Linked DNA regions of Homo sapiens: region 1 is linked to region 2. The links are chromatin loops, found by intact Hi-C in ENCODE. Cell type or tissue: Calu3. All regions are shown on one strand. Each heading gives the region's core, and the rest is flanking DNA. Links, peaks and the distances in the headings are about the cores only. Region 1 has its middle 7.7 kb from the start of CFAP36. Region 2 has its middle 5.8 kb from the start of CCDC88A.

Evidence for each region. Peaks named below come from ENCODE experiments on the same cell type or tissue, not always from the same donor. Only the 100,000 strongest peaks of a DNase experiment are listed, where the experiment ranks them.
Region 1: a loop joins it to region 2, with 6 times the contacts of the local background. A loop is called at or near these places in 46 of 110 quality-filtered maps.

Annotation. Positions count from the first base shown.
Region 1 is chr2:55,509,348-55,514,736 of GRCh38, reverse strand. No RefSeq gene overlaps it. Among named protein-coding and RNA genes, the nearest start is that of CFAP36, 7.7 kb to the left of the region's middle. In Calu3, for the core only: CTCF peaks have their summits at 2,815 and 3,040 (motif pointing right); a DNase peak (open chromatin) is centred at 3,036.
Region 2 is chr2:55,422,947-55,428,335 of GRCh38, reverse strand. No RefSeq gene overlaps it. Among named protein-coding and RNA genes, the nearest start is that of CCDC88A, 5.8 kb to the right of the region's middle. In Calu3, for the core only: no CTCF peak of the experiment used is centred there; a DNase peak (open chromatin) is centred at 2,585.

The DNA.
Region 1 (5,389 bases), core at 101-5,100, 87 kb before region 2:
TTAAGTAGTTATCTTTTTTATAGTAGTGTTTTATATTCATGAGTCTACACATCCATACACATGCACAGATATATCTCAGATAGTTTGGATATTGCAAAATTAATCAAGGAAAGACTATTGTGAATTCTGGAGGAGGCTGACTCATTAATTTCACGAGTGGATCTCCAACTCCAACACAATGTTTGGCACTGAGAAACCCTCATTGAATATTTGATGAATATCTGAATGATAATCTAAGAATATAGTGCCTTACATTTGCCTAAAAATAATCTATTTATCTTTGCTGCCCCTGGGAGAGATGGTAAAGTTGTAACTACTGCAAAACAGGATTTCATTTTGTTTTAACACTAACAAAACATGCTTACATTCTAGATCAGAGGGCTTAAAGTAACTATTAGCAATAGGCTTAAAAATACCCACACAATGGAAGTGTTATTTTAAAAAATAATTTATAGACCGTATAGAACGTCACTAATGAATTCAGCTTTCAAGAGCAGGAAAAAGGTCACTGCTTTAATCCTGTTAATTGCCTTTATTCTGGCTCTAGAAATTTTAGAAGTTCTAAATTATAAGTTCATTGCAAATATTCTTATTTGATTATTTGGCTCATATAACGGCAAAGGAATAGAGGAGGTTTCCATGGGTTGGCAAATAAATAATTACCTGTCATATTTTGAAATTCTCCCAATGAGTTGTTACCTTTTTCATTGCATTTGCAAATGTAACATCACAAAATTGCCATTGTTTTTTCAATTTTTTTGTTTTCTGTTTCTCATAATCTATAAAATATTCAGCAGCTCAATTTAAAATAGAGAAATAACAAAAACACATTAAGCTTTCAAATTGCAGCTAAACACATTAATTTGGTGTAAAATGCTATAACCTAAAATCCTTTCTTTCTTTACTCATTGAGTGCATACTATGCTTGAAGCATTAGGCTGAAAACATAGAACTACAGATGTGTTACATTCTAAATTCCAACTGTTTGACAATTTGCTTTTTTTTCAGGATAGAATGTGGTTTCTTCATCTCTAAATGTTTTGTGGGACTATTCCTGCATTTTGACTTCCCTTTCTTTATTCATTAAGGTTTTCCCCATTGTTTTATTATTTGATTTGTGTATAGGTAAATAATCATTCTGTCCGTTTTACTTTCTTCTCTTCTACCTTTTATTACTTACTGAGTTGACTCTTTCATGTGTCTTCCATTGTGTTTTCTCACCTATTTTCCTGATTTTTTTCCTTTTAAGTACTGTATTAGTGACTTTGGGGAGGACAACTAACTTATGGAAAATGTTTATGTCTACCTTAGCTCTAATTCAAGTTCTCTTAAAGGCAGCTTTGACCTAAATTAATGGACTCTAAACTCTTTTGATCAGATACTCCATCAATAAAAAAATGTTTGAACACTCCCCGTAATATATGAGTATATATTTATGTACAAATGATATACATGTAATATACATTTATGAATATAAATAATTATATAATGTATGATTTAAAAACAAAAGTTGACAATGGAAATTAACAAAGGATGAGATTAAAATATGTATGTTGATGTTCGCATACTTTTTCTCTGAGCATCAATGGATCATCTTGTGCACCCACTGTGGAGGCCACTAGCTTGGGCTTTATCCTTGTCAGACAAGTAAGGAAATCAATGAGTGTCCTATTTACTCTAGTCCCTTTTAGAATATTCTGGGGAAAATGATGATGATAACTTCAAGATTCATATTTGGAACCCAGGACATTGAGCTTAACAATAATATATGTGCCTTGAAAAAATCAAACATTACAGAACTACACAATGAAGAAAGTGAAAGTCTCCCATTTTTCTTACTATCTAAAGAAAACCATTGTAATTGTTTGGTTATTGGCCTCCACATTTTTTTAAATGAACATATTAACGTATATTATTATCTTCTTTAACCAAAATGTGGCCATTCTCATTTATACGAGTTGTTTCATTACTTAATTTTCCAAGGATATCTTTCTGTGTTGATAAAAAGAGATTTTCTTTTAAAAGGATGCATGGGCCAGATGCCGTAGCTCATGCCTGTAATCCCAGCATTTTGGGAGGCCAAGGCAGGCAGATCTCTCAAGCCCAGGAGTTCAAGACCAGCCTGGCAACATGGTGGAACCACCATCTCTACAAAAAAAACAATAATTTGTTGGGCTTGTTGGCTCCTGCTTGTAGTCCCAGCTACTCGGGAGGCTAAGGTGGGATGTTTGCTTGAGCCTGGGAGGTCAAGGCTGCAGTGAGCCCTGACTGCGCCAGTACACTCCGGCCTGGGTGACAGAGTGAGATCTTGTCTCTAAAAAATAATAAATAAATAAATAAATAAATAAAAGATGCATGTGTTCCATTGTATGATGTATCTTAACTTATTTAATAAGTACTTATTCATACTCATTCCCAATGTTTCGCTCTCATAAACAATGGTACAATAAACATTCATGTACATATATTTTTGCATTCTTCCCTGGGTGTTTTCATAAGATAAAAGTGGAATTCTGGGTGTAAGGATATGAAATGTTTTTGGAACAATAAAATTTTCCATTGGTATTACTTAATTGCCCTCCAAAAGATAGCAGTAATACCCTCCCCAAAAGATTGGCTGCTTATTTTCCCATATCCTCTTTAGCGCTAAAAGGTATTAGCGTTTCAATGTTCTTTTTGGTCTGGAATGAAAAAAAATTTTTACTTGTTTTAATTTGCCTTTGTTTAATTGTTAATGTGACTGAGGATTCTTTTATATATTGGTCACATATTTGTGGGAGCAATAATTTTTTGTTGTTTCTATTTTTAACTTTTCATTATGGAAATTTGCAAGCATACAGAAAAGAAACATCATGCTTTAAAAATTGTCAGCGTTTTTTGCCAAACCAAGACGTCATATTATTTTATATAGGAAGTAGGATTGGAAGATGTCATTTAATGCCCTTTTGACCCAGGCACTCACTCCTAATTCCTTGGCTTTCCATAACAAGTTGTGAACTGTCTTGCTGCAGTGAAAACGTAGGTGCTGATTTAGATCACCAGAGGGCAGACCACGGGAAAAAAGGGAAAAAAGGAAAGGAAATCAACATCAACCAAGATCCTGCTTCAGTGTGACCCAGAGGTCTTAGGGAGCTTGCTCTCCCATTAATATTGGAGAGGAGGGGAGATTAATCAGAGGCATTGTTTTAAACCGTAGTAATGCATTTAATTATCTGATAGTAATATATTTAATTATCTGAGAGTAATGTATTTTATTATCAGATAAAATATGTTTTCTCATGAATTTCTAATCATTCTTTTATGGCATCCAAAAATTATGTTTTAATTACAATTGCATCAAATCTGTAAGACAGTTTGAAAAAAAAAGGTCCTTATGATATTTATTTTTCCTGTTGAAGAATATGGTGTTTTCCCCATTTAAGTCTTCATTTGTATCTCTCAATCAGCATTGTAGTTTTCCTTATAAAGATCATGCATATCACTCATTTTGCTTGGGTGAGTTTATTTTACATACATTCTAATTGGGTTTTGATGATTTTACAGAAATATACTGATTTTAGCAGCATTAACATTTAATATCTTTTTTTTTTTTTTTTTTTTAGACAGAATCTCGCTCTGTCTCACAGGCTGGAGTGCAGTGGCATGATCTCGGCTCACTGCAAACTCCGCCTCGCAGGTTCATGCCATTCTCCTGTCTCAGCCTCCCGAGTATCTGGGACTACAGGCACCCGCCACCACGCCCGGCTAATTTTTTGTATTTTTTAGTAGAGACGGGGTTTCACCATGTTAGCCAAGATGGTTTTCACCGTGTTAGCCAGGGTGATCTCGATCTCCTGACCTCGTGATCCGCCCGCCTCAGCCTCCCAAAGTGCTAGGATTACAGGCATGAGCCACCGTGCCTGGCCAATATCTGTGTTCTTTTATTAATTATAGTAGTTATGAGGTGATTCTTTTTAATTTTCTTGCTATGCAATCATATATTCTAAAAAATATATATTTTTTGTTTTTGCCCTTCCACTGTTTCTCTTTTTTCTGTTTCGTATTTTATTACAGTCACTAAAGATGATAAACAATGTGAAATGTTTAATAATGATGATAAAGAATGAATCTTTAGGCCAGGCACAGTGGCTCACACCCTATAATCCCAGCACTTTGGGAGGCCAAGGTGGGAGGATTGCTTCAGCCCAGGAGTTTCATACCAGCCTGGGAAACATTTTGAGATCCTGTCCCTACAGAACATACAAATAAAATTAGCCATGTGTGGTGTGCATCTGTGGCCCCAGTTACTGGGGAGGCTGAGGTAGGTGGATCCCTTGAGCCCAGGAGGTGGAGGCTGCAGTGATCTGTGATTGCACCAGGGCACTCCAGCCTGGGTGTCAAAGGGAGACTCTGTCTCAAAAAAAAAAAAAAAAGACAAAAGAATACATCTTTACCAGGTATAACTGACTTTTTAAAATTTTTAAGAAAGGCTGGGCATGGTGGCTCACGCCTGTAATCCCAGCACTTTGGGAAGCTGAGCAGGCGGATCACCTGAGGTCAGGAGTTCAAGACAAGCCTGGCCAACATGGTGAAATCCCATATCTACTAAAAATAAAAAAATTAGCTAGGTGTGGTGGTGCAAGCCTGTAATCCCAGCTACTCAGGAGGCTGAGGCAGGAGGATCATTTGAACCTGGGAGGCGAGGGATACAGTGAGCCAAGATCATGCCACTGCATTCCAGCCTGGGTGACAAGAGCAAAACTTCATCTCAAAAAAAAAAATTGTAAGAAATACTCTTCATTATGCTTATTTTAATTTTTTTTTCACCCAGCCTGGGCAACAGAGCAAGACTCTTTGTCTCGAAACAAAGAAAAAAAAAGTTTTTATAGAGATGGGGGTCTCACTGTGTTACCCAGGGTGGTCTTGAAGTCCTGTGCTCAAGCAATTCTCCCACTTTGGCCTCCCAAAGTGCTGGGATTACAGACATAAGCCACCTTGCCCAGCCCAGGTTAAGGTTTTAATGTATTTTTGAACTGTTTGCTGGCATTTTAACTATTTTATATCTAATATTTATAGTAGGATTTGTCTTACTAAAATTTTTTGGTGTATCACATCTTTATTGAATTATAGTGTCAGAGCTATGTTTAGCTCATAAGAGAACTAGATAATATACAATTATTTTCTCTTTTGTTCCAGAAAAATATATAATGATTTTTATCCATGTCAGTATTATTTATATATTCCTAAGGCATTTCTGAAAAGAATGCTGTTTTTAAAATTTAAAAGTGGAAAATAAATAAATGTTTGTATCACAGTAGAGACATTTTATAATTCAAAACCCTTAACTGTTAATAGAGGTTATTTTTTTTCTACCCCTACATGTTAAAGAAGTGCCTACCAAACTCATCAT
Region 2 (5,389 bases), core at 287-5,286:
GTTTGTAGTTTTATTTCTTTTGGCCTCATTTAGACACAGTCTTTTGTGCTCAGTATGCTTATCTTATACATATGGTGGTTCAATAAATATTGATTAGTGAAGAAATTGGGAATGCACTGACAAACTTAGAACTCATGACCGTCAGTTTTGTGATAAACATGGAGAACATATTTTAATTTTTTGTAAGATTTATTAGCCAAATTGTATACATGATTATAGGAATTTGAACTCTGATTTTGTAAAAATTGTTAACCTGGGTTGGGTGTGGTGGCTCACACCTGTAATCCCAGCACTTTGGGAGGTGGAGGCAGGCAGATCACTTGAGGCCAGGAATTTGAGACCAGCCTGGCCAACATGGCAAAACCCATCTCCTACTAAAAATACAAAAATTAGCCAGGCACAGTGGTCCATGCGTGTAATCCCAGCTACTCGGGAGGCTGAGGCATGAGAATCACTTGAGCCTGGGAGGCGGAGGATGCAGTGAGCCAAGATCGCGCTACTGCACTGCAGCCTGGGCGACGCAGCGAGACTCTGTCTTAAAAAAAAAAAAAAAAAAAATTGTTGACCTGGCAGTACTACGCATTTAGTATATGATAAATATCATTACTAAAAATGCATTTGAATTCTATTTATTGATTAATTCAAACTGAGAGGCATGTTCAGCCTTGTTTCTGTTTTTGTTTAGAGACAGGGTCTCATTGGGTCACTCAGGCTGGAGTGCAGTGGCACAATCATGGCTCACTGCAGCCTTGACCTTCCGTCTCAAGCTATCCTTCCACCTCAGCCCCCTGAGTAGCTGGCGTTATAGACATGTGCCACCACATCTGGCTAATTTTAAAATTATTTTATAGAGATAGGCACTCTGTCGCCCAGGCTGGAGTGCAGTGCCGTGATCTCAGCTGACTGCAACCTCCATCTCCTGGGTTCAAGCAATTCTCCTGCCTCAGCCTCCCAAGTAGCTGGGATTACAGGGACCCGCCACCACAACCGGCTAATTTTTTGTATTTTTAGTGGAGAAGGAGTTTCACCACTTTGGCCAGGCTGGTCTTGAACTCCTGACCTCAGGTGATCCACCTGCTTCAGCCTCCCAAAGTGCTGGGATTACAGGTGTGAGCCATCACACCTGGTCTATTCTTTTTTATGTTTTTTCTTTATGTGTTGTGGATTTTTTTTCCAAATATGACGATGAAATGTATTATTTTTATGAGAAAATAAAATAGTTTACAAAATATGCAAAATGGTAAACCTAATGTAACTGAATATTTTATATTGCTATTTTAGTTGAAGAAACCAAAGACAGATCTTTACTTTAAAAAATTATTGCAATAAAATTGAGTCTAAGAACTCTTCTCAAACTGATATTTTAAGAAAATAATCAATTAGCATGTATTGATTGAAAATTAGGAAAAAACATTTAAATTGTAAATTTTTAAAACGTTTCATGTGAATTTTAACTTTTCAACAGCAGAACATCAATTACATAGTCGCTTAAGAATGTATGCATTTCTAAATATCTTCCTACTACCATTCACCAGAAGGAAATAAAATATCTTCAGATATCCTCACTTGTAATGTTTATTATAATCTGTAATTTGTATTTTTTAATATGGAAGCAGATCTTTGCTTTTCCTATGGTTCAAAGTATTTAATTGTTTTAACTCAGGCTTATTTTCAGTACCCTTAAAACTACCAATGGTTCTTTATGTGGAAATCTTTTTGCTCATTTATCTTAAAGGGAATGCTGTGTGAAAAATTTAAGTCATGTTCTAAAGATGGTATTATTATACCCAAGAATGCCCAGTTTGTGTTTCTTTTATTAGAAGGTCTTAAGCTTTTGTGTTATGCTATTCATCAGTTATAATTGTGATCTTCACCATGAGGAAAGTGCCCATTACATGGAATGTTTATGTATTTTATTAATGATCCATCAGGTGTTCTGCCTAGGTTCTCTTTCAACTAGGTATTGCTAATGTCTGTCTCTAAGATGTAAATAGTTGAATAGTAGAGGTTGGGAATAGGCTTATGATTAGAATAGAAGAGTTAATTTTTTTTCAACTTCTAGAAGTTTGTTTTACAGTATTTGTCCTTTTCTGCGCATTTTTATTTTCTCCTCTATAACAGAGGTCCCCAGTCCCTGGGCTGTGGACCGGCACTGGTCCATGGCCTGTTAGGAACTGTGCCGCATAGCAGGAGTTGGGTGGCGAGCCAGCATTACTGCCTGAGCTCTGCCTCCTGTCAGAGCAGTGGCGGCATTAGATTCTCATAGGAGCGGGAACCCTATTGTGATGAACTGTGCATGCAAGGGATCTAAGTTGCGTGCTCCTTATGAGAATACGATACCTCGATCTGAGATGGAACAGTTTCATCCTGAAACCATGCCCCCTCCCTGCCCAGGGAAAAAACTGTCTTCCACAAAACCCGTTGCTGATGCTAAAAAGGTTGGGGACCACTGCTCTATAAGGTTTTCATTTGCTTAGTATCTTTCCGGTAGCAGCATATTGTTTTGTTTTGTTAGAGACACACTGTGTCGCCCAGGCTGGAGTGCAGTGGTGCATCACAGGCTCACTGCAGTCTCCACCTCCTGGGCTCAAGCAATCCTCTCATGTAGCTAGCTGGGACTACAACTGTGCTCCAACGCGCTCTGCTAATTTTTAATTTTTTTGTAGAGATAAGGTCTCACTATATATATTGCCCAAGCAGCATCTTAAGAGGAAATGAGTCACTGCCTATTGCTTAGATTTGAAGAATTAAAGAAGGAACAATGTCAACACAATGACTGACTATGTGATAGGCCAGTCACACCCTGGAAATACTTTGTAAGTGACCATTAACATTCAGAACTTTTGCAACACACCATAGCAAACTAGTTAAATAAACTGAGTAGCACCACACTTACCTAAATAAAGACCAAGAAACTGAACGTAAGCAAAAACATTATACCAAGAGACACTTCAGGCCTATCACAAATCCATCAATTCTACTCCCTGAAGAGCCTATCAGGACTTCACTCGAAGACTATTAATTCTTTCAGAGTGTCTTAACAGTCGGTGTATTCCTAGCATCCAGAAAATCAGAAGCAGCATATTTGGCTGGGGACTATAGGTAGGTGGAGATACTGACAGCCACAATAGAAGATAGGAAAACTATTCAAAGTAAAATAAAACTCAAAACTTAGTTATCTGGAGACTGTGAATGCACCCTTGCACTTTTTTTTTTTTCTTTTTTTTTGAGACAGAGTCTCACTCTGTCACCCAGGCTAGAGTGCAGTGGCACGATCTCGGCTCACTGCAACCTCCACCTCCTGGGTTCAAGTGATTCTCCTGCCTCAGCCTCCAAAGTAGCTGGGACTACAGGCGCCCACCAGCACGCCCGGCTAATATTTGTATTCTCAGTAGAGATGGGGTTTCGCCATATTGGCCAGGCTGGTCTCAAACTCCTGACCTCGTGATCCGCCCCCCTTAGCCTCCCAAAGTGCTGGGATTACAGGCATGAGCCACCACACCCGGCCACACCCTTGCACTTTTGAGAACCTCTGAATTGATCACAACATTAAAAGCACCACACAATCAATTAGGTCAAATGTAGCGATACAATTAAAAGACCAATTTAAGTTCAGAATATACTGTTCAACAAAGCTTAGATACATTTTTACAAAATTTCCATCAACATGATAAAAAATAAAAAATAGTTTGAGTGTTGAGAAGGATATATGTCATTACATGCTGACTGAGAAATAAAAGATGATATGATGTTTATGTATTCCTCTAAGCTTTTCTCTGAAAAAAATTTACTTGGAAAAAAGCTCTCTTGGAAGCTATTTATTTTATGACCTCAATGTCCTGGGCAAGACCTTTGGTTCTTCAAATTCACTGGCAAGCAAGAATCTAGCTAATGCCTCCTCAAGGTCATTAGTTAATGAAACCGTTTTCAGAAGTCACTCTGCTGTGAGCTCTTGCCTATTGTTAGGAATTTATACTAGTCATCGTGGTGTGAGGAAGACTCTGATCCACTGACTGAGAGTGCCCTCCATTGCACGGCACTGCCCTAGACCCAGGGACATAAAGATGAATCAAGGAGAAGTAATTGCAGGCAAATACATGCCATTTAGAGCAAGTTGCAGAAATGAAGGGAAGATTTGATACTATGCAGGCACCAAAAGGAGTGGTCACCTGAGTCTGAAGTAGAGGAATGCTTCATAGAGAGTTAACACTTGAATCCTGAGCGATGAGTGGGAGTTGGCCTAGCTAGCAAGCAGAAAAGGGTATTCTGGACAGGGATGGTAGCATATGCAGAGGCACAGGCATATGGGATATTACTGTGAATTTGAGAAGGTTCACTTTGGAACACAGAAGTAGGATGTTTGAGAAGAGCAATTGATACTGGCCTGAAAGGAGGACCCCTTCTCTCTTCCCTGTCTTATCTTTCCAACTTTCCTCTCCTCTCCTCAGTTGAGGTACAGGACAGAGCAACGAGTCCACTGGTCTCAGCAGAAGTCCAGTAGAGAATGAAATCAGTGTGCTCATTCCCTACTGGGGAAACTGATGCTCAAAAAAGTTAAGCAACCTGCCTAATTTCTCTTTCTCTCCCTGTATTATATTTCCTCTTAAAACTATCTTGGGTAATTAAAATATAAGCCTTCTGTGTTCCTAGGTGATTTAAAAATCTTAATTATTAGATCAAGGCACCCTTTTAAAAAGTCTATTAGAGACTAGATTTCTTGATGACTTAAAAAAAATCTTCATGAGGCAATGGTGCCATTCTTTTTTACAAAGGTTTATTGAGACATAATTCACATTCCATACAATTCAGCCATTTAAGGTACACAACTCAATGGCTTTTAGTGTATTCACAGAGTTGTGCAACCATCACCATGATCGTTTTAGAATATTTTCATTTTCTCAAAAAGAAATTTCACATCCCTAAATCATCACTCCTATTTTCCCCCAACTTTCCCCCAGCCCTAGGCTAATCTACTTTCTGTCTCTATAGATATGTCTTTTCTGGACATTTCACATAAATGGAATAATACAATATGTTGTTCTTTATGACTTTCACTTAGCATAATGCTATCATCCATGTTGTAGCATGTATTAGTACTTCATTATTTTTTATTGCCAGATAGTATCCTATTATATGGATATACTGCATTTTATTTATTCATTCATCAGTCCATGGACATGTGGGTTGTTTCCACTTATTGTCTATTATAAACAATGGTGCCATTCTGCTGCTGCATTTGTGGTATTTTTCTTGTACTAGCTTACGAATGTGATTACCTTTGCAAATCCGTACTTAAAAATATTTGTCACCAAGGAAACTGGTTCTGGATGAGTCTATCACTTCCTATAGTGTAGATCAAGATAGACATGGGTAGAAGTTCATATGGGTG